Linked DNA regions of Mus musculus: regions 2, 3 and 4 are each linked to region 1. Evidence: chromatin loops called from intact Hi-C (ENCODE). Cell type or tissue: heart. All regions are shown on one strand. Region 1 holds the start of Zscan25 (zinc finger and SCAN domain containing 25). Region 2 holds the start of Atp5j2 (ATP synthase, H+ transporting, mitochondrial F0 complex, subunit F2). Region 3 holds the start of Zkscan14 (zinc finger with KRAB and SCAN domains 14). Region 4 holds the start of Zfp655 (zinc finger protein 655).

What was found. Hi-C counts contacts between places; a loop is a spot of excess contacts. Peaks named below come from ENCODE experiments on the same cell type or tissue, not always from the same donor. Only the 100,000 strongest peaks of a DNase experiment are listed, where the experiment ranks them.
Region 2: it touches region 1 in a loop (3.0-fold over the local background); 4 of 42 quality-filtered maps call a loop at or near these places.
Region 3: it touches region 1 in a loop (3.0-fold over the local background); 4 of 42 quality-filtered maps call a loop at or near these places.
Region 4: a loop joins it to region 1, with 4 times the contacts of the local background. A loop is called at or near these places in 14 of 42 quality-filtered maps.

Annotation. Positions count from the first base shown.
Region 1 is chr5:145,276,197-145,284,196 of GRCm38, forward strand. Zscan25 (zinc finger and SCAN domain containing 25) reads left to right here and starts at 4,275. Exons shown (of 6, transcript NM_001081431.2): 1 at 4,275-4,431; 2 at 7,156-7,584. The coding sequence starts at 7,201. It overlaps Gm38740 (a long non-coding RNA gene), which reads right to left and starts at 4,853. Exons shown (of 2, transcript XR_868692.2): 1 at 4,193-4,853; 2 at 3,310-3,390. In heart, no CTCF peak of the experiment used is centred here; a DNase peak (open chromatin) is centred at 4,285; H3K4me3 peaks cover 1,346 bases; H3K27ac peaks cover 1,037 bases.
Region 2 is chr5:145,187,897-145,195,896 of GRCm38, forward strand. It overlaps Atp5j2 (ATP synthase, H+ transporting, mitochondrial F0 complex, subunit F2), which reads right to left and starts at 3,645. Exons shown (of 4, transcript NM_020582.3): 1 at 3,607-3,645. The coding sequence starts at 3,619. It overlaps Zkscan14 (zinc finger with KRAB and SCAN domains 14), which reads right to left. Exons shown (of 3, transcript NM_023322.2): 3 at 7,050-8,000. The coding sequence ends at 7,258. In heart, a CTCF peak has its summit at 4,676 (motif pointing right); a DNase peak (open chromatin) is centred at 3,665; H3K4me3 peaks cover 2,179 bases; H3K27ac peaks cover 2,356 bases.
Region 3 is chr5:145,201,310-145,209,309 of GRCm38, forward strand. Zkscan14 (zinc finger with KRAB and SCAN domains 14) reads right to left here and starts at 573. Exons shown (of 3, transcript NM_023322.2): 1 at 1-573. The coding sequence starts at 366. Zkscan5 (zinc finger with KRAB and SCAN domains 5) reads left to right here and starts at 3,250. Exons shown (of 6, transcript NM_016683.2): 1 at 3,250-4,399; 2 at 6,267-6,399. The coding sequence starts at 3,986. In heart, a CTCF peak has its summit at 3,104 (motif pointing right); DNase peaks (open chromatin) are centred at 62, 502 and 3,112; H3K4me3 peaks cover 3,311 bases; H3K27ac peaks cover 3,259 bases.
Region 4 is chr5:145,228,386-145,236,385 of GRCm38, forward strand. It overlaps Zfp655 (zinc finger protein 655), which reads left to right and starts at 3,357. Exons shown (of 4, transcript NM_028298.4): 1 at 3,357-3,446; 2 at 5,056-5,217. The coding sequence starts at 5,082. It also overlaps Gm6287. In heart, a CTCF peak has its summit at 6,460 (motif pointing right); a DNase peak (open chromatin) is centred at 3,316; H3K4me3 peaks cover 2,248 bases; H3K27ac peaks cover 1,729 bases.

The DNA.
Region 1 (8,000 bases):
GGGAAGGGAGGGAAGGGAGATAGGGCAATGCAGGGGCTGGGGCATGGGGAAGGAGGCAAGACAGAAGAAGTTGAGGGTAGAGAACAAAACTTAACAAGACTACAATGACATTTCTTTAAGAAAAAAAATTTTTTTTTTGTGGTGTTGGAGATTGGTTCTATGTCCTTGATTCAATAAGGAATCTGCATGCCCAGACACTGAAGGTCCTTGTCCCTAACCAGTTTTTGATCAATCAATAAAGATGCCAGTGGTTAATTGTTGGGCACAAGTTGGGACCCTTCGAGTCTCTTGGGTAGGATGCAGAGAGGAAGACCACCATGACTCAGGAAAGAAGGATGGGATACAGGAGCAGCAGGAGACAAAGCCAACCAGTCATGTGAGATTTCAGGTAAGTGGCCACTGGCCACTTCCCTGATTGGGCCTTGGGTAGCAGGGAAAGGTTCAGCAGTGCCCAGCCTTTGAGGTAGCTGAGACATTTTAAAAATAAGCTAATGTGCATGTGTCTTTCATTTGAGGATCCAAAGATAGCTCCTGGGCTGGTGTATGCTTGTGATCTGCCGGGAGCACAAAGGCGTGTAGCCAAAACTCACTGCCACAGTGTGGTTTTTAAAGACAGGATAGGGTCTCTCTGTGTAGAACTGACTGTCCTGGAACTCACTCTATAGACTAGGCAATCTGGAACTCACAGAGATGTGATTAAAAGCGCATGCCATCACAGACTGGCTACAAGTTTTAATTGAATCTATTTATTTACTTGTGTGTATATTTACATGACGGCATGCATGCGTGTTCATGCATACATACTGTTGCATGCATTTGAAAGTCAGAGGATAACTTTTAGAAATTAGTTGTCTATGTCCATCATATGGGCTCTCCCCAGGATCAGGGTTGGTGTCAGTGTCTTTACCTGAAGAATCATCTTGCTGGTCCCATAAGGACATTTTCTGAGTCTCTACTCTCTTGGGATGAGAGGAAAATAGGAAGCTAGGAGGAGGCTAATTATTATCAGTTAGGTTGGTGGGATGGGAACAGTTGTAGGCACAGAATTTCTAAGTTAGGAGAGCTCAATGCAGGGGTGAAGGAGGGTTTTGCTCTGTGAGGCTGAAGTTCCTAGCACCCAAAGGGGACCCTCAGCACCCACATGCATAGACACAGCCTCAGCTAAGGGGAGATCCTGACTGTCAAAGCAGGGTGGACTTTGGCCCTAACCAACTGTGGGTAGTGCCTTGCAGATAATGTGCTCAGGCCTGGGAACACTTAAGAGGTAATGCAAATACACTGAACTTAGAAAATGGTGAAGGTACTTGAGCCATTTAAAAAAATTTTTTTTTTTGGGGAGGGTATTTCTCATGTAGCCCAGGCTGCTCTTTAACTTGCTATAGAGCCAAGAGTGAGTTTCTGATCCTCCTGTCTCCCTTTGAGTGCTGTCGGGCACAGTACTTGCTTTGGTTTGCTTGCTTGTTTACTTTAGGAAGGTCCTTGCTATGTAGACCAGGTTGGTCTCAAACTCACAGAGATCTACCTGCTTCTGCCTCCTAAGTCTGTGAGACAGGGTTTCTTTGTGTAGCCATGGTTGTCCTGGAACTCACTCTGTAGACCAGGCTGGCCTCGAACTCAGAAATCTGCCTACCTCTACCTCCTGAGTGCTGTTTATTTTATTTTTTAAAGATTTATTTATTATATATAAGTACACTGTAGCTGTCTTCAGACACACCAGAAGAGGGCATCAGATCTCATTACAGATGGTTGTGAGCCACCATGTGGTTGCTGGGATTTGAACTCTGAACCTCTGGAAGAGCAGTCAGTGCTCTTAACTGCTGAGCCATCTCTCCAGCCCCCCTTTTTTAAAATAAAAAATTATTTATTTATTTTATGTATGTGAGTACACTGTTGACCTCTTCATGCACACCAGAAGGGGCATTGAATCCCATTACAGATGGTAATGAGCTACCGTGTGGTTGCTGCCAACTGAACACAGGACCTCTGGAAGAGCAGTCAGTGCTCTTAACCCCTGAGCCATCTCTCCAACCCCTCCTGTTTCTTGAAGGATCAGTAACATCACCCCAGAAGACCCGTGCTCTGCTCTTCCTCCATCTGTGTGAGTATTCCTAAGCATACCTCCCCGTCCTTGATGGTCTTTGCTGCCTTTGGTTCATGAAGTTTGGCTAATCCTCCACTCCTTTGTATTGGCCGTGATTCTGCCTGAACGAAACTGGAATACGATCCTATCAAAATTCCTTGAACTGCTGCCTACTCAAGGATTTTCTTTTTATCTTTTCTCCTTTTAAATTTTTTCAGTTTCTTAAAATAATAATAATATTATATTATAATATTATAATATATATGATATTATAATATATAATAATATATAATAATAATAATATTATAATAATAATAACCACTATGTTGAACTATTCTTCAAAATCCAAACCTGGAGGTCAATGGGAGAGAATGTATTACAATATTCAAATGACTGAATTTTTAAAAAAAGAACATAATCACAATAGGTATTTGAATTAATGATATTAAAGAGTTATGCGCTAAAATGGGCATGGTGGTACATCCCTTTAACCCCTCAGGGCTAACTCAGGAGGCAGAGGCAGGCAGGTCTCTGAGTTCGAGGCCAGCCTGGTCTACAGAGTGAACCAGAACATCCAGGGCTACACAGAGAAATCTTGTTTCAAAACAAACAAACAAACAAACAAACAAACAAACAAATGCAGAGCAAAAACCCAAACCAAAGCAAAATGAAAAATTTACTTCATTTTGGGTCTTACTATGTAGCTTTGGCTGTTCCAGAACTCTGTAGAGCAGGCTGGCCTGGAACTCATAGGGATCTGCCTGCCTCTGCCTCCTTGGTGCTAATAGTAATGATATGCACTACCATATTTGGCCTGAGCACCAGTCTCTAGTTCCAACACCGTTTCCTGTCTTTCCCTGAAAGAGGAAATCATGTCTAAGCCTAACTAAAATGTCAGCTGCTCTAAAACAACCCTCCTATCACAAGATGTTTCTTTGTTTTCCCAGAGAAGCCAGTATACATGTGTTTTGTAGGAATTCTGCAATAGTTAGTACACTAAAATGAGAAAGTTAAAAGCATACAGTCATTAGGCAGGCATGGTACTGACAGTATTTTAATCCCAGCATTTGGGAAGCAGAGGCAGATCTCTCTGAGTTCAAGGCCAACCTGACCTATACAGCAAGTTTCTGAACAGCCAGAACTACATAGAGAGACCTTGTCTCAAACAAAACAAGCAAGCAAGCAAGCAAGCAAGCAAACATACCAAGAAACAAGCAGAAACAGCTTTGGGGAGACCGTTTATTTTGGCTCACAATTCCAGATTACAGTCCTCATTGTAGGGGTGTCAAGGCAGCAGAAACTTGAAGAAGCTGGTCACATCGTATCCACAGTCAAAAGCAGGGAGAAATGAATTAGTATCTGTATGCTTACTGTTTATCTCCCTTCTTATACAGTCCAAGACCCAAACCCACCCATAGTAGACTGGCTCTTCCTGCATCATGCCCACAGGCCACCCTGTCCCGGAGGGATTGTCTAACACTTTATTAAGACTCTTCCAGTCGGGCGTGGTGGCACACACCTTTAATTCCAGCACTCGGGAGGCAGAGGCAGGCGCATTTCTGAGTTCGAGGCCAGCCTGGTCTACAGAGTGAGTTCCAGGACAGCCAGGGCTACACAGAGAAACCATGTCTCGACCCCCCCCCCCCCAAAAAAAAAAGACTCTTCCTAGATGATCCTAGATTGTCAAGGTACAGTTAAAACTATTACCTTTCTTAAAAGAACATATTGTCCAATTGCCTTCTAAATATTTATGTTTGGGGACAGTGCGATGGCTCATTGGGTCAAAGTGCATGCCCCCAAGCCCGATGTGTGAGTTCTATTCCTGGGACCTATGTGGTGGAAGGAGAGAACCCACTCCACAGGTTGTCCTCTGACACACACTAAATAAACCTAGACAAATGTTAAAATATTTATGTTTCTACACATAGACTAATCCATCTCTCAGACTAGGGCAGAAAAACTACTTTTTGTAGAGACTCATTAAAATATATATATATGGAATAAATAAATAAATAAATATATATTTATTTATTTATTCCATATATATATGGAAGTGCAATAGAGCCAGGAGATGGGAACCTGGAGTGGCCATGACCGACCATAGAGACATACCTCCTTCTCGGACCTCCGAGCTTCCTAGAGAGGAACCGGACGTCAGCCCTTTCCATAGGGCACCTGCTTGACAGCATCCGCCACCCACTTCCGGTCCGCGCAGGCCTGGGCAGGTGCTAAGCGCGCAGTCAAGGCCCCGGGCAGGCCGGGTCGGGGCGGGGCTGGACGGAGCAAGCTGCTGCTCGGCGGGGCAGCAGCGGGCCAGGGGTCGTAGGCTCCACGCACAGCGGTGATCTCAGGTAAGATCCATGCGGGTCGCGGTCGGGCCAGGCTGGGGGCCTAAGGTGTCCAGGACCCGCAGGAAGACCTTGACCCTGGGACTCCGAAAAGGGACGCTAAGCGTTTTTAGACGCAGATGCAAGACAGGGATGGGAAGAATAGCCACGCGGCGCCTTCTGTCTGCCAGAGGCCTGGAAGATCCACGGGGGCCGCTTGCCCCAGGGCACTGGCGGACCGAGCTAGACAGTAGCAGGGACGTTCGAGAAAGCTGGATGAAGCAGAACGATGAGTGTTAGAGGTGGAAAGATGAGGAATCAGTTTCACAGGCGGACAGAGAAATACCATATGTAACATAAGGACGTGGCCTGCCGCACCCTAGTTGCGCTAATGAGCACAGCGCCTTACTGCTTTGGGCTTGGGGCCTGTTTTGTCAGCCCGCCTGCCCCGGAAGTAAACAAGACTGATTCTGGTTTTTTTTTTTTTTTTTACGGTCTGCATCGCAGCCTCTTTTTCCTAGGGTGTTATGTTTGCTACTCACCTGTCATTCTTTCCTCCCTTTCTCTTTCCTCCTTCCATCCTCTTCTGCTCTCCCTCTTTTCCAGTTTCATCGTACCCAGGTTGGCTTGGATCTCGCCATCCTCCTGCCTTGGCCTCTCAGGCCACTAACGACAGGCCTGTTACATCTTTCTTTTTTTCTAGACAGGTTTTCACTATGTATCTCTGACTGCCCTGGAACTCACAATGTAGAGCAGGTTGGCTTCAAACCCATAGAGATCGGCCTGCCTCTTATTCCCAATGTTGAAATTAAAGGTGTGCACCAGTACACTCAACTTTTTCTTTCGTCCTTTTTTTTTTGATATATGTATATGTGTGTGTGTGTGTACGTACATGTGTATAATATATGTGTGTGTGTGTGTGTGTGTGTATGTGTACGTATATGTATATAGCTGAGTATAGTGGCCCACAACTTTTTTTTTTAAATTTGTTTATTTACTATATATAAGTACACTGTAGCTGTCTTTAGACACGCCAGAAGAGGGTATCAGATCTAATTACAGATGGTTGTGAGCCACCATGTGGCTGCTGGGATTTGAACTCAGGACCTCTGGAAGAGCAGTCAGTGCTCTTACCTGCTGAGCCATCTCTTCAGCCCATATTTTTATTTTTATGTGATGAGTTTTTTTTTTTTTTTTTTCCTTACTGCATGTATGTCTGTGTACTGTATGCCTGGAGTCCAGAAGATGCAATAGATTTTCTGGAACTGGAGTTACAGACTCCAGTCTGTAAGCACACACATGGTGAAGCACCATGTGTGTGCTGGGAAGTGAACCTGGGTCCTCTGCAAGGACAGCAAGTGCTCTTTAATTGCTGAGCTGTCTCTCCAGCCTCACCTTTCTTTTTAGACCCCAATGTTTTGGGAGGGAGTCAGCTATAGCTGCCTGCATATTCTTTCTGTCTCTTTTTTTTCCTATGGGCTTGGGGCCTGTTTTGACAGCCTGCCTGCCCTGGAAGTAAACGAGACTGATTTTACGGTTTGCATTGCCGCCTCTTTTTCTTCTGGTGTAATATTTGCTTCCTTTCTGTCATTCCTTCTTCCCTTTCTCCTCCCTCCATCCTCTTTTCCTTTCCTGTTCTTCCAGCTTCCAGTGTCTGACATTTTTGTACATGCATATGCTATGTCTTGAGTATATATGCCCTAACTCTCCTCTCACACCCCTCCAAGGGACACTCAAACATCTCCTCCCATTTTCACGACCTCTTTTTTCTTGGTCTGAGGGCTGATTTTACTGGTTGATCCTATGTGGGTCTTGTGTAAATGGCGTGGCTGCAGTCAGTTCACAAGTGCCATGGCTGTGCCGTGTCCAGAAGATAGCATCTCACTGAACTCTTTTTGCCATCTTCTGACTCCTGGGTTCTTTCTGTCCCCCCTTGCACTATGTTTCCCGAGCCTTTGCTTTGTGTGGGGTGTTGATAACAGATGTCCCATTAAGGGCTGAGCTCTCAACAATCACTCATTCTCAGCACTTTGACCAGTTTTGAGTCTCTGCATTAGCTGCAAGTAGACAGAGGCTTCCCTGGCCAAGGCTGAGAGCAGCACCAATCTATAGGTGTAGACATAAATATTTAGAAGGTGGCTTGACATCATGTCTGTTTTAGAAATACCGCAGTAGTAGGTTCTCCCTTAGGCTCATAATCTCCCTGGCTATGGGCTTTTGAGCAGGTTTACAATCCCAGGTATGAATTCCCTCCGTGGGCATGTCTTGTCTGTCAGGCCATTCCTTACTGGAGCACACAAGTGTCACTGCTGGGAAGTACCCAAAAGTGATGGCTTTTCTCCTCCAGTGGCCTGTGCAGCGCCTTCCAGCACTATGAAAACCAGTTAACATGGAGGAAATGCCAGGTCAACTCCAGCTTGATTTTTTTTTTTTTCCTGTGTCCAAATGTATTGTGTCTTCTGCAGGGTTTTACCATCTCGTTACGATGGGCAATCAAGAGCAGTGCAGTAACCTGTATGGCATGGTATTTACCCTGAGGACACTGTCATAGTCAAGCCACTAGTGTATTTGTTGGTTTCAACCTTAAAAATTTGTCTTGATTTTGTCTGCTCTACTGTCACCACCCTGACTGATCTAAGCCCAAGCCAGTTGATAGGGTTTTCATGATAGATGTCAGAATTCTCAGACAGTCACTGGTGTAGACCCGGAAATGGATGGGCTGACCTTCCGTGCATCTTCTCTTCTCAGACGGGTCACCCTTGTTGTCATCCTCAGCCTTGCCGGAGCTTGAAGATGCTGAAAGAGCGTCTGGAGATGGCAGGAGATCCTCAGCAGCAGATGGGTGCTCCAGTGGTCAAACTGGAGAAGGAGCTGCCATGGGGCAGGGGAGGGGAGGACTCGAGTCCCGAGGCATTTCGGTTGAGGTTTCGGCAGTTCCGCTACCAAGAGGCTGCTGGTCCCCAGGAAGCCCTCAGGGAGCTCCAAGAGCTCTGTCGCCGGTGGCTGAGGCCGGAGCTGCACACCAAAGAGCAGATCCTGGAGCTGCTGGTGCTGGAGCAGTTCCTCACCATCCTGCCCCGAGAGTTCTACACCTGGATCCGGGAACACAGCCCAGACAGCGGCAAGGCTCTGGTGGCCATGGTGGAGGAGCTGATGGGGAGCACGGAGGCCAAGGCGGTGGGTGAGAAGAGGGTGTCCAGGCCTTCCTCGGTTGGTGTGGGAATCAGAGATGAAGAGGTTAAGAAAGTGGTGGGAATAGATGAGACATGGGACCTCCTCCATTGTCCCCCAGTTCCCAGAGGTCCTTTCCTGGAGAGTAGCTGCATTTTAGCAAGAAGATTCAGGAGTTGAGGAGAGGCTCAGTGGGTAAGCACTTCCTGTACAAGCATGAGGCTTTGGGATTAAATCTCCAGGACCTATAGACAGGGCACATAAGGTAGTATGCACGTGTGGTCCCAGCAGTGAGACCAGCGGCAGAGAGAGGAGAGCCCTGGAAACTTGCCGGCCAGGGAGCCAGGCATACTCAGCAGTGTGGTCACCATAAGGTGGAAGATGAGAACCAACACTGGAAGTTGTCCTCTGACTTCCTCACA
Region 2 (8,000 bases), 88 kb before region 1:
CCAGCCTGGTCTACAAAGTGATTTCCACGACAGCCAGGGCTACACAGGGAAACCCCGTCTCGAAAAACCAAAAATAAATAAATAGATAGATAGATAGATAGATAGATAAATAGATAAAATAAAATTAAAAAAAAAAACCCTAACATTTTCCAAACTCAGGTCCTCTGCAAGAGCAACGAGTGTTCTTAACCACTGAGCCAGCTCATCAGCCCTGTGGTATCTTGTCATCACAGAGTTGTAATAATAATTACCCTGCATTGAGAGGAACCCATACATAGGAAGGAAACATATCAAACCTCACAACTTGTTCCATGCTCTGGAAGTTGATCTCAGGATAGCTCTGTCCAAGTCCTGGGGTAGCCCTAGGGCATGTGGAAGAACCAATCTCCACAACTGTGGCTTGCATATGCTTGCACACACAGAATACTGTAACAAAAATTATTTTTAAAGAGCCGAGCATGGTAGTGCATGCATTTTATCATCCCAGCATTTGGTAAACAGAGTCAGGCAGATCTCTATGAATTCAAGACCAGCCTGATCTACATAGTGAGTTCCAGGACAAACAGGGCTACATAGAAAGACCCTGTCTCCAAAAATAAAAGTAAATAATTTCAAGATTTATTCTTCTGAAGTTGGAGAGATGGCTCAGCAGTTAAGAGCACTGACTATTCTTCCAGAGGATCCAGGTTCAATTCCCAGCACCCACATGGCAGCTTACAACTATCTGTAACTTTATTCCAGGGAATATGACACCCTCATATAAACATACATGCAGGCAAAATGCCAACGCACATCAAATAAAAATACATCATTTAAAAATTTTAATATTTTTATTATATGTACATGGGTATTTTGCCTGCATGTATGGATACGCACCATACTCATGCTTAGTGTACACAGGTCAGAAGAGGGCATCAGATGCCCTGGAACTAGGGTTTCAGATGAATATGAACCACCATGTGGGAGCTGGGAACCAACCTTGTGTCATCTCCACTCACCGAGCCCTCTCTCCAGCCCCAGACAACACCTCCACTCCCAAAGCTTCCAAATCGTATGTGCTACTGGTAACTGTTAAAAACCCATCAATACTTAGGAGGCGTGACCTCCAGATCCTTCACTAGAGTTACGCAGAATCAGATTGTGCGAACCGACCTCACTCACATACCCCAAGGGAAAACCAGATGCCCAGTTCACACCAACAGAACCCTTCATTGTGGGGTGGCCACTTTCTCACTTATCTTTGTTTTCTGAGACAAGGTCTCTCTCTATAGCTCCGGCTGTCCTGGAACTATGTAGACCAGGCTGAGCTTGAACTCAGGGATCTCCCTGCCTTCGCCCCCTGAGAACTGGGATTAAAAGTATGTGCAGAGCCTGCAAAGTTGTTTTCTGACCTCCATACAGTCCCCGTGGCTCTTCTGCACATGTGCACATGCACGCGCACACTCGAGAGAGACAGACACACACTCATGAACATACATACTCATGTGCCACCATGCTCGCCTTTTTTTTTTTTTTTTTTTTTTTTTTTTTTAAGACAGGATCTTATGTAGCTCATGCTGGGCTCAAACCTGCTGCTGTATGTCAATGGATGTCTTTGGCATGGCGGATCCTGCTACCTTCCAAGTGCTGGAGTTACCAGCTTTATGTGGTGCTGAGGATGGAACCCAGGACTTTGTGCCTGTGGGGCAAGCACTCCACCAACTGAGCCGCAACCCGACTACTCCACCCCTCCCCAGCCCCGCCCAGTATCTTTCTTGAACTGAGTCATCTTTTTGTTTGTTGGTTTGGTTTTTTTGAGATAGGGTATTGCTATACAGTACCGGCTAGCCTTAAACTCATGGATAATCTTCTTGTTTCAGCTTTCCCACTGCTAGGGTGACAGGGGTACAATATCAACCCCCAGCTGGCGAAGTGTACTAAACTCTTTAGTCTTTCCTTCAAAGGTCTCTTCACACTAACCCTCTACTTAAATAAGATTGCAAACTTTAAGCTGGGTATGATGGCGCATGCCTTTAACCCCAGCACTTAGGAGGCAGAAGCAGAGAGACTTTTATGAGTTCCAGACAAGCCTGATCTATCTAGTGAATTTCAGGATAGCCACAGCTATTTAGGGAGACCTTGTCTTTAAAAAAAACAAGAAAAAGTGATAGGGGTGGTGGTTGTGGCAGTGGCGGCACACACCTTCAACCCTAGCAATTGGGAAGGCAGAGGCAGGTGGAGTTCAAGTTCAAGGATAGCCAGAGTGGCAGAGAAATCCTGTAGGGGTTGGGATCCAAAACTTCTATTTTTTCAACTTTTTTTTTGGAGAGGAAGGCCCAGGCTGACAATTGTGCTTCTTCAGCCTCTTGAGCAGTGTCATTAATGCTCTTCCCGTTGTCTCTTCTGAAAGCTGTGTTCACTAACCATCTCCTACCATTTTACAGATAAAATAGCTGCTAATGCCCCAGGTGGCAGTGACCTACACCTTTAAGCCCAGTACTGGGGAGACAGAAGCAGGTGGATCCACAGATGAGTTCCATTACAGCTGGAGCTACACAAAGAAATCCTATCTTGCAAAACCAAGTACCAAACCAAATCAAAAAGGCTCAGCTCCTTCACACCCCGTTTTTAGACACCCCCCCCTTCACCTTCCCAGGCTGAGATAAAGAACACTGTAACAAGCTAAGTACAGTAGCATAGGCCTGTAATCCTAGCACTCAGAGATAGACGCTAATACATCACGACTGTGGCAGCAAGTTCATGACCAATCTGGGCTACATGGTGAAACCCTGTCTCAAAAGGAGGAGGTAGACAACTGTGAAATGGCTAGCCTGGCTACTGGAGTTCCTCGGAGTTGTCCTCGAACCTGGACACAAGCTCCAGCATTCCCATGACCATACCTAGACACGTGTGGGACACATAATAACAAAAACAACAATAATGTGTAATCCCAACAGTGCGCAATGAATGTGTGTGGAGATTGACTCGTACGTGTTAAGGGAACATCTGCTTGTCTGTCACAAGGACATTTCTGAAAGGTAATCTCATTTATCATGAGACCCGCCAACCTAGGTCTGAATCCCAGCGAGGCTCTCTCAGGACTGGTGACCTTGAACAGGTCACTTCACCCCAGTAGGCGTATTCAGTCGACACGTATGTAACATAATGTGGTGTCGGGAACCATTCTAGGCATTCGCTGGTCCTGGACCGTAATCTGAAAGCCTCATCTCCAGGGAGGTCCAAGCGCTGCCCAGCGTAAAGGTTCAAGTGACCCTGCCTGTGTCAAGTCGCGCAGGAAGAAAAAGCAGCAGCTTAGTCCTCCGCGGAAGGACAGACAAATGGTTCCGGGCAACGCATGTGCAGGCCCCCAGAAGCCTCTCCGTGCTGACTGGGTCTTCCACCGCCAGGCCAGGCGATGCACAGCAGAAATCCGCTGCAGAGTGGAGGGAGGAGGGCGGGAGCACAGGACCTTATAGTAAGTGTCCAGCGCGCTTCCGGGGAGGCTTCAGTGAAGCCCCGGGTGAAGAGCAAGAGTTCCCGCGGTTCCTTCTCACCCCACTGTGGCCCTGGAGCCTGTGCCCAAATCGGGCTTCCAACCCCAAGGCCAGGAAAGGGCCGAGTACTCACCGAGTGACGCCATCTTGAAGTCCTGGTGTCCGCAGAACTCCAGCCGCGCGCAAAGGCTGCTGGGAAGGGCGCACGCACCCCTGCCGGAGCGGGAAGCAGAGGCTCATGGGAAGTAGATCACCACTTAGGTAGAGCATTTTGAGACCTATCCCAGGCGGAAGCAAAGGACAAAAGAGAAAAGGGACCTTTTGACTTTTTGCCTTCTACTTTTGGATCTCTCATGAGGAATGAGAGGCTTAGGGGTGTGGCTCAGTCCCGGAGTGCTTAAGGCTCTGGTTCCATTCCCAATGCTGAAAAGAAAGAAAAGCAGAGAAGCCTTGAATAGGAACATTTGTTTTAACCCTCCCCAGTCCCTTTTACTTGCTATTCACTGCTCTGACCCCCAAATCCCTCTGAAGTTCCACTCCACATGCTTAAGTGGTTTCCATGATGATTGCAAACACGCCTCCACAGCTGACACCTGCTTAAATGGGTATTTTCTAAAGCTCGTAAAGGTAGTTTTTTTGACCCAAAATCAGAAGTATTAGATTTAAGCCATGTTAGCGCCAAAGTCAGACTACTATATAGCTACAGGCATTATCTTGCCATTAATTCCCAAATTTGGGCCTGAAATACAGCAAGACTGTATGCAATAACAGAGTTAGTCTAGCCTGGAAATCAGTATATGTTTTGGGTTGGCCTGAAACTTTTAGCAGTGACAACTCATGTATGGGAATTATATGTGTGCACTGCCTGTATAAACTGACATAACCACTCCATGGTATAATTAAGGTGAAGGTTTTTAAAATTATTTTTATGTACATGGGTGTTTTGCCTACATATATGTCTGTGTACCACATGCATGCAGGGCCCACTGAAGTCAAAAGAGGTCATTGGATCCCCTGGAGCTGAAGTTAGAAAGACAGTAGTGAATTCCTATGTGATTTGTGGTAATGAAACCTGGGTCCTCTGAAAGAGCAGATAGTGCTCTTAACAGATGAGCCATCTCTCCAGCCCCCATAAGGAAAGGGGATTTTTTTTTAAAGATTTATTTATTTATTATACGTAAGTACACTGTAGCTGTCTTCAGATGCGCCAGAAGAGGGCGTCAGATCTCATTACATGTGGTTGTGAGCCACCATGTGGTTGCTGGGATTTGAACTCAGGACTTTTGGAAGAGTAGTCGGTGCTCTTAACCACTGAGTCATCTCTCCAGCCCCCAGGAGAGGGGATGTTTATTGTAAATATGAGTGAGAGGGAACAGCCAGAGGCATCTGGAAGAGCAGAGAGAAGTAGACTTAACATGGGCATCTGACTGGACATGGTCAGAGCAATCTAAGAGTGAGAGCATGGGGTAGGGTGGGAGTGAGAATAGCAGGCTTATAAGAATGATTCGCTGGAGGGGTGGGGGGAGTCCAGGAGCTAAAGGGAGAAGCATAGAGAAGATGAAAAGAGCCAGAATGCTATAACATGGCCTTTGCTGTGTGTAATGGGTATTTGTGATATTGAGAGACTGGAGGCCAGCATGCATTTTGATATGCTGGTAAATGCCAAAGGTAAGGAAAATGACTCCTTTTGACAGAAAACTGGGCTTCCCGATTCCTTTTACCTGCTATTCACTGTGGAATAGTCACAATTCTTTTTACCGTTCCTAAGGAATGGTGGCTTTTATCTAACCACCAGAAATCCTCCTATAGTCCAAGTTGTGCTCATTTCTGGGTTTTTGGAAGGGGAGCAGGGCACTCTAGCTATTAGTATAGAAGGGGGCTGTAGTCGGCTCAGTTACCATTTCCCTGAAGGGGCTGGGTGGTCCCACATGGGTCATCATCTTAGTGTCTTAAGTGATTCTATCTTGGACCAAAGATCTACACCAGCCCAACATTTCTTATGTCAAGTTCCCAAGTGCTAGGATTACAGGTGTTTACCACCAAACCCTGCTTCGCCTCAGAATGCTTGAGTCTGCCTGTATTTAGAGTTGAGTGTAGAGCCAGTATCAAGAGTTCAGCTCTGAATGCTTTTGACTTTTCAAGATTTTAATGAGCAAGAGAGAAGGAGGCAGTGGGTGTCACAGGCCTTTGACCCCAGCACTCGGGAGACAGAGGCAGGTGGACCTCCCCTCAAGATCAGCCTGGTCTACAGGACGAGTTCCACGCCAGCCAGGGCTACCCAGACTCTGTCTTGGGGCAGAGGGGAAGCAAGAGAGGAGTCTCATTCAAGGGTCCCATTTATCTACTGCTTTGTGTTCATGAAAGGATGAATCCATTATGCTTAGAGTTGTCACTAATACAATTATAGGCCACCTTCCAGCCACTTGCATGTTTAGTCTCATGGGAAAGCTGGATAGAGTGGCACACTGCAACAATCCCAGGACTTGAAAGCCTTAGGCAAGAGGATCACTGTGAGTTTGAAACCAGCCCAGGCTAAAGAGTCTTTGTCTGAAACAAAAGGTCACAAAACAATTTTCATTTTGTTTTGTTGAGATGTTGGAGTCATTGGACTTAGGGCCTTGTGCATGGGAGGCAAAGGTTTTAGCACTGAGCTATAAAGCTCTCCTGAGCATTTCTGGAGGTCCTAGAAGCACATGTATGGTCAAGGCCTGGGGCTCCACTGCATTATCTTGGTACACACAGTGGAATCTTTCAGCACTAGGGATAACTCCAATAATACGGCTTCAAAGCAAAGTGGAATCATGTCCCAGGTCTTGGGCATTTTAAAAAAGATTTAGTGTGGGGGTGAGGCATGTATGTGGCATAGCATGTATGAGGTTAGAGGAAACCTTTTGAGTATCAGTTCTTCCCTTTACCATGTTGGTCTTGGGGATGGAATTCAGGTTGTCGGACTCGGTAGCAAACACCATTATGCTCTGAACCACCCCCTTACGCCTGACGCCATAGGATTCAAGTGCTTCAGTACTCAGTCTTCTCCTTTTGAAGACCCCAAGGATGTCCTCCTGGACCACTTCCTTCTGTCTCATGAGAGACCTCAGAAAAAGATTATAGCTATAGATGGGTATGGTGTTTCTGGGGCTCAAACTCGGGGTATTTGTCACCTTAACTGCTGAGCCATCGACCCTGCCCTTTAACCCTTATCATTAGACATCTCAAACATGGCCCCATTCATCTTTGGAAAGTTCCCTATATTCCTTCTCCCTCCTCTGCAGTTTGTGTGTGTGTATATATAAAACTTGAAAACATAATTGGGCCAGTGAGATATCTCAGTGGGTAAAGACAATGATGCCAAGCATAATGACCTGAGGTCATCCCTGGTACCTACAGGTAGTTAGAAGGAAACCAACTCCTTCAAGTTGTCCTGTGAGACATAATGAGATCCTGTCTCAAAAACCAACCAAACAGAAAGGTTCAAACGAGACCTACTGTCTTGTGTGTGTGAGGCCTAAGGAAATCTGTAAGTGACTGAGATGTCCCAAACGACAATGCACCCTCGAGACAAAGAAACAACTGAACAATCACAACAAAAGTCATGTTGGGGAAGGTGGTGGGCACCTTTAATCTCAACATACAGGAGGTAAAGCCAGAGGCAGGATGACCTCTTGAGTTTGTGGCCAGCCTGGTCCACATAGCTACTGCCAGATAGCCAGGGCTACACAGTGAGACCTTTTCTCAACAGTAGCAACAACAAAAGCCACGTGAGTCACGCAGAGACACATGGAAGCTAGGAGACTGAATTTTGATGGATTCTTTGGTGTCGGACAAGGTGTGTACTCTGTCTAAATCTTTCACCACATTGAAAACATTTATACGGTTTTTCTCCTGTGTGAGTTCTCTGGTGTTTAATGAGGGTGGCGCTCTGACTGAATCTTCTCCCGCAGACGACACACGCATAGGGCTTCTCTCCTGTGTGGGTTCTCTGGTGCTTGAAGAGGTCTGAGCGCTGTCTGAAGCTCTTCTCACAGTCTCCACACTTGTATGGTCTCTCCCCTCTGTGTAGTCTCTGATGTCTGAACAGGCTGGAAACATGAACGATCTCCCCACACTCCTCACATTTATAGTACTTCTCACTGGCATGGGTTCTCTGATGCCGACTCAGATGTGAGCTCTGCCTGAAGCACTCCCCGCATTCTGGGCATGCATATGGCTTCTCACCTGTGTGTGTCCGCTGGTGCTTAACGAGGGCAGCGCTCTGACTAAAGCGTTTCCCACACTCTTGGCACTGATAGGGCTTCTCACCTGTGTGGATTCTCTGGTGTTTGAAGAGGTCCGAGCGCTGTCTGAAGCCCTTCTCACAGCTATCACATTTGTAAGGTTTGTCTTCCTGGAACTGCCTCTGGGTCTCAAGAAGCCCTACAGCACTGTCCACAGAGCTGTGGGGCTTCACTGAATGGCATTTCACATGGAAACCTTGTTTGTGGTCATCCCCACACTGACTGTTGGTGCCCAGTCCTTCTGCTGTCTGGA
Region 3 (8,000 bases), 75 kb before region 1:
CAGAGTCCGCGCCAAGGCCGCAGCCTCCTCCCCACTTTCAGGGCTGTGGTCCCGCACGTAGGCCTGGAGCTCCTGGGGCAGGATGGTGAGGAATTGCTCCAGCACCAACAGCTCCATGATCTGCTCCTTGGAGAGCAGCTCGGGCCTCAGCCACCTCCGACAGAGCTCCCAAAGTCGGCTCAGCGCCTCCTCAGGGCCGGCCACTTCCTGGTAGCGCAACTGCCTGAATTGTTTTCGAGAAGTTTCGGGGTTCTGCCAATCTCCGGAACCGGAGGACTCCTGATTCCCCGGAGAGTCCTCCTCCACCTTCACCGTACAAAGCCCAGCACCGAGAGGTGGCGGGACGACCCCAGAGCCTGCAGCCATTGGAGCCTCTGGACCGTCCAGGTCGAGCTTGTTTTCTAGAAGAGCAAAGCCCAATGACTTCACGGACCTTTTCTGAAACCGAGGCGGAGTGCTACCCTCTTCCAAAAACGAGGCCCAGAAAAGGCCACTACGGACACAGCACACACGCGAACCCGGTCTTCTCAGTTCTCATTTCGGCAGGTGACAGAAAAACAAACCGAAGCGGAAGTGCGTAATTAACCCCGCCTCTGGGAAGAGGCCTCGCCTGCGTAAGGTCTTTCTAAGCGCCCTGGAGGACTAAGATGCATCTCTATGGTTCGCCTTTCTTATTTTACTAAAGGGGCCGCAGGCCACGTCATGACAGTCATGACAGATTGGATGGATGGATGGATGGATGGATGGATGGATGGATGGATGGATGGATGGATGGATGGATGGATGGATGGATGGATGGATGGATGGATTAGATAGATAGGGGGTCCTACACAGAGAAAAAAATTGTCTTGAAAAAAATAAATATAAATAAATAAATTTTAAAAAAAAGATGGATTGGTGAGATGGTTCAGCGGTTAAAGACACAGGCTGCTCTTTTAGAGGATCTAGGTTTAATTACTGGCTCCCACAACATGGTGCAGGTCAAACAGCCATAAATAAAGTAAAACTATATCTATATCTACATCTATCTATCTATATACACATGTATATTTTTCTTTTAATTACTTAAAAATTGTTTTTGACTCTTTGAGACAGGGTTTTTTTGTATAGTCCCGGCTATGGAAACTAGCTCTGGGAACTAGACTGGCCTCGAACTCACAGAGATCTGCCTGCCTCTGCCTCCCCAGTTCTGGATTTAAAACCTTGTGCCACAACAGACAGGTAAAATAAATAAATCACGTTAAACCAAAACCAAAAACACCCCAGAGAACCAGAGTTTAGTTCTGACACCACAGGAACAAGCACACTTACTCTAATCCCAAGAGATCTGACTGCCCTCTTCTGGCATCCTGTGGCCAGTAGGCACACTTGTGATGCATAGATATAATTCAGGCAAGACACTGTACACGTTAAAAAACAAAAAACTCCATCACTCAGGAGGCAGAGGCAGGAAAATCTCTCAGTTTGAGGCCAGCCTGGTCTAGAGAGAAATTCTAGGGTAGCCAGGGTTACATAGAGAAACCCTGCCTGAAAAAACAAACAAATAATTTGAAGTGCATTAGTGGCACACACCTTTAATTTCAGAACTCAGAAGGTAGAGGCAGGCGGGTCTCTGTGAGTTCTAGGGAAGCCTGGCCTACGAGAGTTCCGGGCCAGCCAGAGGCCAGAAAGAGGGCATCGGATACCCTAGAACTAGAATTACTGAAGGTTGTGAACCACAGGAGTGATTTAGAGTGAGATGGCCCGCTAGACAGTCCCGGGTACACCTCAAAATACAGTTTGCTTCAGTCGTGGATTTGAGAGATGCCCTTCCCTCCGCCCCCAGTGTTGTGACCTTAGTTCTGTAACTAGGTCTTCCACTGATGGCAGGGGTTGCAATTCCACGGTAGTCTGTTTTGGTGGGCCCCTGAAGTGTGACAACAGGTTCTCTGATACTACCAGTATTCGAAGGACTTGGAAAATGATGAAAACGCCTCAAGAGAGGGGTAGATAATTTAAAATGGGATTTACAATTTAGGGTAACAGGCTTTAAGCAAAACTTCTGTCTTCAAACTATTGTTTCTCCCCAGCCGCCTGGCTGCCATGCTCTGGGCGCATCTTTCAGCTTTTCAGCCGATACAGCAACAGGCGCTTTTTTCCCTCTGCTGCATTCGTTTTGTTTGTTTTGTTTTTCTCTTTTTTTCTTCCTTTTTCTCTCTCTTTCTTCCCTCTGCTGCATTCGTTTTGTCTCTTTCTTTCCCTTCCTTCCTTCCTTCCTTCCTTCCTTCCTTCCTTCCTTCCTCCCTTCCTTCCTTCCTTCCTTCCTTCCTTCCTTCCTTTCTTGACAGGGTTTCTCTGTGTAGCCCTGCCTGTCCTGGAACTCACTTTGTAGACCAGGCTGGCCTTGAACTCAGAAATCCACCTGCCTCTGCCTCCCAAGTGCTGGGATTAAAGGCGTGCGCCACCACCGCGCGGCTTGTTTTGTTTTTCAAAAGCTAGTCAAGTGCAGAAGCAATAGAAAAAAAATACGAACAATTAATTGATATAACTTTCGGACTAGACACCCTGATGCCCTTTAACATTAAAAAATTACCTAATGCCTGCGGGGAAGGGGCTTACATGGAGAGCTGTGGAAGTCAAAGGACAATTTTTGGATGTCTCAAGTCCAGGGATCAGCTCATGTCATCAGGCTTGGCAGTAAGAGCCTCTATCACGGAGCCAGTCAGGTCTGCCTCCCCGGCAGCATATTAATAAGCCCTGGAGACAGAGAGCCACAGCCATATTGGCTAGACTTCGCGCGCAGCTCCTTGGGAGATGTAGTCCCGAGAGCCTCAGCCACTCTAGGGCAATAAAGAATCTTTGCGTGTTTAGAAAAGTGGCCAGGATGGTGCAGACCTACTTCAATTCCAGAGTGCTGCGGTGGGTGGGTGGGTGAGGCTGTGCTCGACCAATCAGAGGAGAGAGAGGGTGGACCTATTTTGTTTGTTTGTTTTCCCCGACCGGCCCCCTAGATTCCTACCCTTGAGCTAAGCCCATGCTCTGGTTTTGGGGGTGGGAAATAGATTAGCTCTATTTTCCCCAGGCTCTTGTAGCCTCTTGCTTGAGGGTGACTGATTGGTCAGCTCCACAAGGGGGCGGGCTCAGGAGTAGCTCCTCCTTCCCGCTGTGCTGCTAGGACCTCCGGGATTCCTAGAGAGGCTGCGGAAGCGCTCTTGGGGGTGGGATTTATGGCTGAAGCTCGTACTTGGTTACTTCCGGCGATGAACTGTTGGAAAGTGTCGGACTTGCCTCTCTCTTGGCTTGTGAGAACTCCATCTTCCAAGCCTGGGCTGCGGGGAGTTTGATCTTTGGGTCCCCGGGACTTAAAGACTGGAGAGGAGCTGGTAGGACATTGTGTCCACACTGGAGTCCTGTCCCTAACCTTGACCCGGCTGGTCTCTGTCTCCAGGTCAGGAGCTATTACAAAGAATCCAGGTCCAAATTTTTTAGTATAACCGTACTTCTCATAGAACTAATGAAGTCTTTCGTTTATCTATCAAGCTCTTATGGCTTGAAAGCCAGAATGAGATATGACCATTTTAATGGGTTTCATTCCTATACTGACTTCAGTTTGGCTTATGATCGAGAGAAGAAACGACTCCGTCTGGAATAATTTTGTCCCGTTATTTATATGAGATATGGACTTTCTCATTTTTAAAACTGTTTTAAGTTGGGCCTGATGTCACTTTTTAATGGCCTTTTTTTTTTTTACGTTATTAAAATCTGGACGTAGTCGCTATTAGCTGTTTTATGGGAGAAGTGATGACTAACTTCTCTATATCTTAAAGTGAATGACTTTGTTGAGTGGTTTTTCTTTAGTCTAGATGACGTCGTTGCCACCTCTCTTAGCTAATAATAATTCCAGACATTCCAGTAAGGTTGTTCACTACAAAAAGTGCCCTTTAGAAGAGCAGAGAACAAATCGGGTTAGTGTAACGGGCTAGAGTCTAGAGACTCTTCAGTTGGAATGATAATGACAGAATCCAGGGCAGTTATACACTTAGAGCCTCCCGCTGAGACTTCGCAAGAGCAAGCAGACCTTCTCATAGTGAAAGTAGAAGAAGAGGACTGCTCCTGGATGCAGGGATACAACCGGCCAGTGCTTGAGACTTTTTACCAGCGCTTCAAGCACTTCCAGTACCATGAGGCAGCAGGACCCCGCGATGCTCTCAGCCAGCTCCGGGTTCTCTGTTGTGAGTGGCTGAGGCCGGAGCTGCACACCAAAGAGCAGATCCTGGAGCTGCTGGTGCTGGAGCAGTTCCTCACCATCCTGCCTGAAGAGTTTCAGGCCTGGGTGAGAGAGCATCACCCCGAGAGTGGGGAAGAAGCCGTGGCTGTGATAGAGAGTATCCAGAGAGAGCTGGAGGAGCGCAGACAACAGGTGCGTTGCAAGAGGAAACGGGGACAGTGAGGAAGGAGCTGCCATGCAGTCTTAGCCCTGTGGTGCTTCAGTCGTTCATATTCTGGCTTTGCTGTTGTTTTTGAGACAGCCCCACTATGTATCCTTGGGTGTTCTGGATTTCACTATGTAGACCAGAGATCTCTATGTAGACTCGAACTCACAGAGATCCACCTGTGTCTGCCCCGCCCCTCCAAATGCTAGGATGAAAGGCGTGTGCCACTGTACCCAACATGTAATGAGTTTTAAAGAATAATGTGTTTCTTCCTACTCCTGCCCTTCTTCTTTGAAAATTAAGCTCACGTTCCCTACTTGTGTTTCTTTTCTTTTTACCCTTTTATTCCATTTATGTGAGTACATCATAGCTGTCTCCAGACACACCAGAGGAGGGCATCAGATCCCATTACAGATGGTTGTGAGCCACCATGTGGTTGGTGGGAATTGAATTCAGGACCTCTGGAAGAGCAGTCAGTGCTCTTAACTGCTGAGCCATCTCTCCAGCCCCCAGGTTAACTCTTTATTTCCTGGTTTCTGGGTTTCATGCTTTTAGAATCCTTTCTTCACTGCAGTTTTTGAAAACCTTTCCTCAGTCTGTTTTAAACTCGCTTTTTGACAGACTGCTTCATTTAGAATGTGTTCTGATGTACTGCCTTTAATATGGCTTCAGCTATTTTCTCACACATAGCTATACCACTACTTCAGCAACTTAAAAAAAAAGATTTTAGATTTTTAGAATTATTTATTGTAGCTGGGCATGGTGGCGCATGCCTTTAATCCCAGCACTCGGGAGACAGAGGCAGGTGGATTTCTGAGTTCGAGGCCAGCTTGGTCTACAAAGTGAGTTCTAGGACAGCCAGGGCTATACAGAGAAACCCTGTCTCGACCCCCCCCCCAAAAAAGAATTATTTATTGTGTATGTATAAGTGTTCTGCCTGCAGGTATGTATGTGCCCGTGGAGCCTCGATAAGGGCGTTAATGTCCCTTGGAGCTAGAGTTGTAGATGGTTGTGAGCCGCCCATGTGGGTGCTAGGAATTGAACCCAGGTCCTCTGCAGGAGCAACAAATGCTCTATAAACAGCTGAGCCACTTCTTTAGTCCTATTTTATTTTATTTTATTTTAAACTATGTGTTTGCTTGTGCTGATACCCTCAGAAGCCAGAAGAAGGCATTGGGTTCCCTAAAGCTGAAGTTACAGACAGTTGTGAGCCAACTACTGTGTTTATTGAGAACCGAACTTGGATCCTCTGCAAAAGCGCTCTTAGCCACTGAGCCATCTCTCTAGCATCTTCTTCTTCTTTTAAAAAATTTGATTTATTTTATGTGTATGCAACTTTTGCCTGAATGTATGTAAGTATATATACCACATGTATGCCCGTGGCCCACTGCGGTCAGAAGAGGGTGTCAGATCTCCTGGAACTGGAGTGACATATGGTTGTGAGCTACTACGTAGGTGCTGGGAACTTAACACTGGTCCTCAGGAAGAGCAGCCAATGCTCTTAACCTCAGAGTCAACTCTCCAGCAGTTTCTTAACCTCGTTCAGGTGTTTACGGAATGATCACTTCCCTTAGCCTCTCAGGCTAAGATGGAGCGCATCCGTTCTGTCCTGTAGCTGTGGGTTTTTTTCCCATGTAACATGAAGTTCAAGACGAAGTATTTGCATGTGGGTATGTCTCATGGAAGTCTTTTCCCAGTAGGAATAAACCATACTTAAACTGCTGCTTAATTGGCTCATTGTAGACACAAGGTGAGTGTTGGACCAGGGGACAGGTGGCAGTCTAATGGACTCTAATGGATTCTTTCCCATCCCCATCTGTAATTTTGCTGATTGGTTGTAGTTGTGGTTGTTAGATTGCCACAAGTCCCGAAGTACTTCCTCAGAAGATGGTACCACCCGGAGCCACGCAGGAGTCCTTCAGTCACCAGTGTCTACCTGTGGAGGCCCAGCCCGAGCGAGAGTCACAGAATCTTCTGGAAGAAAATGGTGAGGCTCATCCGTTCAGTGCAGTCAGTAGTCAATGTGACTAGAAGATGGGGACTCTGGTCACATGGGCAAGGAGGGCCTGGAGTGTGGACTGGGGGGCTCCCCTGAGAGGACTGACTATATGCTGGACTTTCATTCTAAATCCAGAAAAGGGCCCTGGGAATATGGGTCCGTTGGCAGTGTGCTCGCCTAGAGCGCAAGCTATGAGTTCCATTGCCAGTGCCCTGTAAACCATGCTGGAGCACACCTGCGATCCCAACACAGGAGGTGGAGGCAGGAGGATCAGCAAGGTCGTCCTGGCTATGTTGCAAGTTTGAGGCTGGGCTGCTTGACACCCTGTCTCAAAAACAAAACTAAGAACGCTATAATAGGGTCAGGGCATAGCTTGGTGGTAGAGTTTACCCTTAGTTCCATTTCATTTCCAGCACCCCCTCCAAAAGCAGAAGTATGGCAAAAGCGATAATGAAGATGATGTTGCTAAGTATATGGGGCAAGGTTTTCCCTGTCTGATCTATTTAAATAGTAGTGTGTTGTGTCCGGCCAGCAGACCACAACCTGGGTTCTAGCCTGGAAAGGCATTTTGAAAACCTGGAAGAGAAGAGGGGCTAGGTGGCGAGAGAAAGAAATGTAGCCAAGACAGTTATTCTGATCAAAGCTCAAATTTTACTGTTGCGACACTCAGTTATGAAGGAAGGGGGAGGGGACCCGATTCCCGCCGAATAATCTCTGGTCCAGTAGAAAGGTGCACGTGTGAGGCTCTGCAGGTTCCAGCAGTGGGCGTGGCAGAACGAATGAGCAGGAAGCTCCACCCCTGAGCAAGCAGGTTTCAGGCTAGGGGAGGGGAGACTACAGTAGTGCAGCAGGAGGCCTGTGATTAGACACGGAAAAGGGAGACGGAGCTAAGAGTTAGAGAGGCAGAGAGGACAAGAGAGCTGGGGGGTGGGGAGGGCAAGATGGAGACCGACGGACATGAAGATGCAGATTCTGCGTGGTTTTAAATAGCCACAGGTAGATATGATATCATAAAGAATAGAATAATTGGGATAATTTGTCTGATCTAGGTGGGCAGCTTTTATCATTATCAATTGGTTTTGAAATTATCGTATTGGCATCTTGTGAATTGAGAATTTATTGATATATAAATCTGATATATAAATTATAATTGTTAATTATAAGCTTCTAGAGTTCTTTGTTTTTTGTTTTTTGTTTTTTTTTTTACGGGGTTGCTGGGTGTTGTGGCGGCTGACCTCGGGGTGGATGGCCATTGTGTGGGGCTGGTGTGGCAGCGAAGAGAACAGAACTCTGGCTGGTGGAGAGTTGGCCAGCAGATAGAGAGTAGCTGGATGGAGCGGGAACATGGCGGTTCTTTTTTTAATATTTTCTGCAACAAGTATAGGGACTATACACACACAGAGACACACACGAATGTTTTCCTTGCATATATATGTATACCATGTGCATGCATTACCTGCAGAGGTCAGAAAAGGCATTGGATTACAGGTGCTTGTGAACTGTCTGATGTAGGTGCTGGGAACTGAACTCTGGTCCTCTACAAGAAATGTATGTGTTTTTAGTCATTGAGTCATCTCTACAGCCCCACA
Region 4 (8,000 bases), 48 kb before region 1:
TTCCATAAGTCTAGCACTTAGGAAGCAGAGAAGAAAGATCTTGAGTTAAGGCCACTAAGGTCATTCTAGGATAGCCTGGGCTACTACAGAGTGCGACCCTGTCTCCAACAAAAGGCTTCCTCCCCAGAATTAGAAACCAGGAGAGTAGAAGCACTGATTCTGGGAAGCCGAGCAGCAGGAAAGAGGGGCAGGGGTTGGAGATGAAACAGAATGGCAGCTGGGGAGATGGCTCAGTTGATAAAGTTTACAGGGACATACCTACCAGACGTCAATCTCCAGAACCCACATTATTCAAGAAAAAAGAACGGAGAAGACCAATTGTGTGTGGTGGCACACACCTTTTATCCCAACACGTACACTTAGGAGGCAGAGGCAGGCAGATCTATGAGTTCCAGTTCAGCCAGGGCTACATAGACCCAGTCTTTAAAACAAAACAAAACAAAACAAAACAAGAACAAAAACCAAAAAACAGCCAGGTGATAGCCTGTGCTCATTATCCCAGTACTGGAGAGGGAGAGGCAGGAAGATCCCTGGGGCTTGCTGTGAGCCTACCCTAATCAGTGAGCTCTGGGGCAGTGGCAAGTGCCTGAGAAATAAGGCCTAGTGACAGTGTCGGCCTCTGGCATATACACGTGCGCGCGCGCGCACACACACACACACACACACACACACACACACACACACTTTTGTTTTGGTTTTATAATTTTTAAAAAAGATTTATTTATTTTATTATATATAAGTACACTGTAGCTGTCTTCAGACACTCCAGAAGAGGGTGTCAGATGTCATTACAGATGGTTATGAGCCACCATGTGGTTGTTGGGATTTGAACTCATGTCCTTTGGAAGAGCAGTCAGTGCTCTTAATCAGAGTCATCTCACCAGCCCTGGTTTTTAAATGGTATGTATGTATGTATGTATGTATGTATTTTTGTTTTTTAGAGACAGGGTTTCTCTGTATAGCCCTGGCTGTCCTGGAACTCCCTCTGTAGATCAGGCTGGCCTCGAACTCAGAAATCCATCTGCCTCTGCCTCCCAAGTGCTGGGGATTAAAGGCATGCGCCACCACTGCGCGGCTGGGTTCTTCTTTTTTACACTCTTTATCCCTGGCCCCAGTTTCACCCCTTGTCACTCCATAGGCGAGAGAGAAAGATAGGGTGGCCAGAGAGAAGTTAGATTCACGGAACTCTATCTTTCTTCTTGTTTCTTCCTTGGGCACAACTACTAACAAACCACAACCAACCTACCTGAGTGACCAACAACCAACCATGCCTAGTGGGGCCCTAGCATTTATATACCCTATGAAAGTAGCCAGAATTTCAAATGTCTCACAATTGCAGAAACTACCTGCAGCTGGCAAAACTATGCTTTTGCTAGAGCCCAAGGCAAACCACAGTCAGCTGTTGTGACCAGTTTGAAGCAGCCCTATATCCCCACACCTGGGATTAAAATGAAAAGACATTTTTATAATCTCTCTCTCTCTCTCCCACCCCCACCACCCTCCCCCCTCCCCCCTCCCCCTGTATGTTTAAAGAAACCAAAATTCCAGAATTCTTTCTACAGTCTTGGAACTCACTCTGTAGACCAGGCTGTCCTGGAATTCAGAGGTCTCCCTCCTGCCTCCAGGGTGCTGGGATTAAATATGTGCACCACCACTGTCTGAGATACACACAGACATTTTAAAAAACCCTATTATGAGCCCTGAGCCCTGGTTTCTTTCTTCTTTCCTCCTCCTTTCTTTTCTTCTTCTTCTTTTTTTTTTAATTAAAAAAAATTTTGGGGTCTGGTGAGATGGCTCAGTGGTTAAGAGCACTGACTGCCCTTCCAGAGGTCCTGAGTTCAAATCCGAGGAACCACATGGTGGTTTATAGTCATCTGTAATGAGATCTGACACCCTCTTCCGCTGTGTCTGAAGACAGCTACAGTATACTCATATACATAAAATAAATAAATCCTCAAAAAATTTTTTTTTGATCAGGGTGTATGTAGCCCCGGATAGTGTAGAACTCACTATGTAGACTAGTCTGGGAACTCACAGAGATCCACCTGTCAGGTATAGACCACCACATAGGCTACCACACCTGTTGTGGGCAGTTTTTTTTTCCCTTAAGATTTATTTTTATTTTGTGTGTGTATGTGTGTGCATATGTGTGCACTGTGCCAAATGTGTGACAGGAGCCCAAGAGAGACCATCCAACCCTCTGGATTTGGAGTTACACTGGTTGTGAGCCACCGTGGGAACTAGGAACTGAGCTCCGGTCCTTTGCAAGAACAGTTAGGGCTTTTACTTGGTAAGCCATTTCTCCAAGCCAAATAATTTTTTATATGTGTATCCTTTGCCTGCATGCATATATGTTCACCTGGGGTGGTCAGCGTCTCCCATGGTCAGAGGGCATTAGATCCACCTCTAGAACCTAGTGACAGGGTTGTTAGCCACAGTTTGAGTTCTGGGAACTTAGCGAACCTTTGTACTCTGGAAGTGCAACAGTGCTCTTCAACACTGAGCCACGTCTTCAGCCCTTGGGCAGTATTTTAAAATATTTGATTTATGTAGCAGTTGTTCCTAATACTAGATAATTATAAGATTGTAAATTACAAGATTCTGAGCTTCACTAATTTCCAGGGGAACAAAATTATGGGAGTCTTGGCTTTGCATCTACTATTGCAAAAATAGTTGAGATAATCAAGCTTGAGGAGAGATTTTTGTGTCACAGTTTCAAACAGTTCTCAGTTAAACTTGCTCCCTTTGTGTCTACAGTGAAGCTGCACACAGCGAAGAACTCCTGTTGGAAGAAGTTGCTCACCTCATGGTAGGCAAAGAATCAAACATGAAGGAAAGGGTGGGACTCAAAGTAGGGCCTGACAGGAAAATCTTGGTGACCTTGGGCGAATCCTCTTGGGGAAAACGTTTGTCCCTTCCAGGCAGGGCAACACCTAGTATGTCCCTTTCTGTGGGCAATTTGGGGTCAGGCACTTCCTAGGAGAAATAAAGCCGGACCAAACCAGTATTAGACACGAGGGTGGTATTTCATCTTCTGCTTAGGAATCCTCCTGCACGCTCTTGCGGCCCGGGAGGAGTCGGGAGTTCTTTCCCAACCTCTGTCGCCCTCCTGGTGTAAGATGCGCCCTAATCAGCAGGGAGGGCTGTGCGACCTCGAGAAAGCGAAGCACAACAGCAACTAAGGCCTTATCTAGCGATGCTGCGGACCCCACCCACGAGACCGCATCCCGTGTCCGTCAGCTGACAGCTCGACCCGGGACACCCTCACCCCTGCTCTTCATCCGGGAACCTCACCCGGGACCGCCCTCCCGTGGACTTCCGTCGCCGGAAGTGACGTAAGGCGTCAGCCTTCTGGCAGTCGAGAGAGTGGCCCCGGACAGGCTGGTGCAGCTGAGCGAGGAGCGCCTCCGTGACGGGACAGTCTCCAGGCCCGCCTCTCCACCTGGGTGAGTCCCGGGGAACCGTTGTCGCGTCGCCGTGGGAGCGACCGCTTGTTTGGCCCGCGGGGCGGACGCGCAGGAGGCGCCGCGTGCGGGCTGACGGCTGTTCCCGGAGCTGGGGCGCGCGGAAGGCCGGGCTCGCGGCCCTGTTTTCCCCTCTTCCCGGGTTCGTCGCGGAGCCCGGGGAGCCGGGGTGGCCCCGTGGTGCGAACCCAGTGGCCGGGCCCGGGTGGCAGCTCGGTCTTGTGGCCCGCTTCGCCCTCTGGGGACCGAACCTTTGCCCAAGAGAGAGGTAGGCGGAGGGTGGCTCTGGGCGAGGCCTGCGGACGGGCCGGGAGCCTGGCGGAGGGCGGTGGACGGTGGACGGTGGACGGAACCCGGGCTCGTCCTTGGATCTGAAGGACACCAGGCTCCTCGCAGCCCTCCCTCGTGCTGCGCGCAGGTGGCTCGACCAGCCTGCCCTAAGGGTCTGTCTCCTAAGTGAGTTGTATCATTATTCATCGGGGCCCATTGAGTAATGCAGAACGGCCTTACCGCTTACCACATGATTCCTAAGGGGCCTGCTTTTGAGAAAAACAATGAGTAATCTTATCTGGCGTGTTTCACTGGGTCTCAGCTTGAGCCTCTAAATTACTTAGGACGCTCCATGGAAAGGTTTACGCAGTTGTACTGTGTTGAAAAAAATTCTTTTAATGGTAGCTATTTTGTTGTTGTTGTTGTTGTTGTTGTTTTGGTTTGGGTTTTTAAAAGACAGCTTTGAGGCTAACCTTGAACTTCTGAACCTCCTGTCTAAATCTTCCGAGAGCTGGGATTACACGCCCAGCGATACACACACACACACACACACACACACACATATATTTTAAACCACAGATTTGGGATTGTTCAGTAGAGTCTGAGTAATATCGAATTCTTACACCTTCCTGTTTGGGTTTTAAGTTTTGAAACCGAATGGTACTCATGTTTGTTTTTTTGTGAAGGGGGAGGTTGTTATGGATTGAAGGTAGGGCCTTGTGCATACTAGGAAGTACTCTACCCTTAAATTACAGGCATCTCCTGCTTCTGTGTTTTTCTTTTTGTTTATTTTGGTAACTTTTTAGGTTTTAAACCCTTCTTGGGCCCTAATTACCATGCACTTTACTTAATTACATTTAGAGAAACTTAAGTCTGTGGACTGTGACAACTAAAATCTAGTGGGGCTGGGTTTCTAGACAGGGTTTCTTTCTGAGGCACTGGCTGTCTTGGAATGTAGATCAGGTTAGCTCCAAACTCGTGTCTACCTGCTTCTGCCTCACCAGTGCTGGAATTAAAGGCTTGTACTACCACCTTCAGGCTGGTTTTTTTTTTTTTTTTTTAAAGTCTGCTTTTAGCTGAGTGTGGTGGTGCTGGTCTTTAATCCCAACCCTTAGGCAAGTCTCTGTGAGTCTGAGGCCAGCCTGGTCTTCAAAGAGCATCCAGGACAGCCAGGGCTTTGTTGCACAGAGAAACACTAGCTTTAAAAAAATGTCTTTTTAACAAAGTCTATCATATATAGAATAGTTTGCCAAGTCCTGAGAATATGAGATTATGGGACATTTTAACTTACTAAGCAGTTCTTCTCACTCTCACCCTGCAGTGATGGTCATTGTCCCCTGAACAGGGATGGAGGAGGTAACATCCCAAGAAGCCGCAGAGTCACCCAGGGGCCACTTCCAGCCTTTGGAGAACCAGTCTGAATGTCTTTCCCCAGAGCTTCGGTTTCTGCAGGACACGGACATGGAGCAGGGATTCAGTGGGGGTAAGGCAGAGACCACACTTTCTTCAAGGAGAATGGGAATAGTAAGGGGCCCTGGCCTGACATGAGAGAGGCCAGGGTCTTGAATAAGAAGGTGGGCCTTAGTGGAAGAACTGGAAGGGCGTGGCAGGTGTGAGTCCTTGGCTTGGGCCCTGTGGTTAGGGTAGCTAGCCTGTCTGTAATCCGCCCATCACCCTGCTCTGGCCTTGAGAATATGAGCTTCACTGCAGACACCACAACCAGAATGACTTCTAACAAAGGCTGCTTTTGCCATGTCTCACTAGCTTACCTAACGCAGGCCTCGGGGACTCCCTGGGTTCTCTTCAGTCTGCCTCCTCTCCTGGTGATCTAGTGTGATTTGCTACCTGCCATTCTTTTGCAACTTCAGTGTTCGTGAATAATCCAATTTTGGTCAAGAAAGCAACCATTTAATTTCCTGTTTGAACACAGTGTCTCTTTACATGCACAGATGTTACATCATATTAACTATCTATTCACATACATATATTAAATAGGTAAGTGTTTCCTCCCCTTGAAATAGGATCCTGCTAATGTATAGGTAGCCCTGGCTGGCCTAGTACTATGCGGCCCATGATTTGAATGAATCTTGTCTCGGCCCCCCAGCTACATTGGGAATGTAGGCATACAGCATCATACTTAGCTGCTGGTTTTATTATGTAAGAACTATGTCGTAGTTCTTATAGATCAGCACCAGTGCCTGAAGGAACTTGTATGTCAGCAACACAGATGGAGTACCATTATGTGGAGGGTACTGTGTGGGACATTGTTGGAGGGTGTAAAGGATTGTGAGGAAACATGACTGTTTTTGTTTCTACAAGCCGCACACAATAGCTTGCAGAAATAGTGCCCAATAATAACATGAAGGCAGAATGATGTTTATAGTAAATGGTATCTGGAAAAATGTCAGAAGTTTGCTGAAGACCCTGGCCCTATCATCAAATCCTTCAACTTTTTTGTGTTGTTTGGGTCTCTCTGCATAGCCCTGGTTGTCCTGGAATTTGCTAGGCCAGTCTGGCCTTAAAGTCAAAGAGATCCACCTGCTTCCACCTCCTGAGTGCTGGCATTAAAGGCTTACACCACCACACCCAGTCCCCTTCAACTCTTCTTCAGAGCCTTAATGTAGAGCAGGTTGGCATTGGACTGCTATGCCTTGGTGACTGAACTTCTGATCCTTCTATATCCACCTAGGTGCTGAGATTACAGTTGTGTGACACCTTGCCCACTAGATGGTGCTGGGGATCAAACCCAGAGCATCATGCATGCCAAGCAAGCACTCCACCAACTGAGCTATGTCTTCAGGCTTCTTTTTGCTCTTGTTTCTGGTTTTTGAGACCACATTTTTCACTCTGTAACCCAGGCTGGCCAGGAAATGCTGTCTGTCTGTCTGTCTGTTTTGCTTTGCTCATCACAACAGGTATAATGCTTGCCCTTCTATAGAAGGAATGTCATGCCATGAGGATTAAGTGCGATTCCTAGTAAAGTCCATATTACAGTCCTCAGTCTGTGTAAGTAGGAGCAGCTCCCAAGGAGGAGTGGGCATACCTGAGACCTGGTAAATGTTGACTTTACTGGAACACTGACGTGAAGGAGGATGCAACAGACATACCTTGGGCAGGAGAAGTGTTCTGAAAAGGGAGCCCTGTGGAGGGGCTGCTCTCACTCTTGGCTCCTTTCTCCTCCCTCAGCTCCACCTGTTCCCCAGGTGCCTGCTCTTCCCCATGAGGGAAGCCCAGGAGACCAGGCAGCTGCGCTCCTGACAGCCAGGTACCAGGTGAGCTGAGGGACCCTCTGCTTTTCCTCAGGGTTTCTCGTTGCTTGAGTGTGGCCTCTCTTTCACCCCATCTGTTAACCCTTGCCTGGAGTCTTTTCAGTAGCAATTTGGGAACAGATCATTTTCAGAGACCTGGATTTGACAGATAGAATTTTTCCATCTCCACTATCATCTTTGTCCATGAGACTGTGATGGGCACTCATGGGATTTGTTCTCTTAAGTTCTAGTCTGTTCTCTCTCCTCCCCAACATAAACAGCTACTAGACGTCCTCTGTGTCATGTTCATTCTCTGGCCATGGTGCTATAGTAGCCCATTCCTGAGAGCAGCCAGAATTATTATTTCAGGAGTTTGTGACATTCGAGGATGTGGCTGTGCATCTTACACGAGAGGAGTGGGGATGCCTGGACCCTGTTCAGAGGGAGCTCTACAGAGAAGTGATGTTAGAGAATTATGGAAACGTGGTCTCACTGGGTAAGGACCCTCCTGTTGATCAACTTACCTGTTTGGATTTCTTTCTGAGTAGGTGTGAGGTTTTTTAGGTAGTCAGTAGAGTGTGCCCAGTTAACACAGAACCTCTCAGCCCTCCATCTTTAAGGTCCTTTCCTTGGGGGTGGGGGTGGAGGTAAATTGAAGGTTACTTTGGGTTATCAGGAGGAGACCGTTATCCTTATCCCCAGTTTGTACTTCTTGCTTTTGTGGGACATCAGTTTCCTGTTAGGAAAGAGAAACTTGGTTGTGCTTTGGCTAAATTCTCCCTTTCTTTTCTTTTCTCTCCTCTCTCCCCTCTTCCCCTTCCTCTCTCTCCCCTCTCTCTCTCCCCTCTCTCTTCTCCCTCCCCCCCCCCCCTTTAAATAGTCATAAGGATCTTCCCAACCCCTAGCTGGACTCTGTTCTGATCCCTTTGTGTATCTGAGATATTTTCCATTAAAGAAATACATTTAAAAGACAGGCTAAAATCTCTCTTGATGATGAGTCTCACTTTTTTGAGATTCT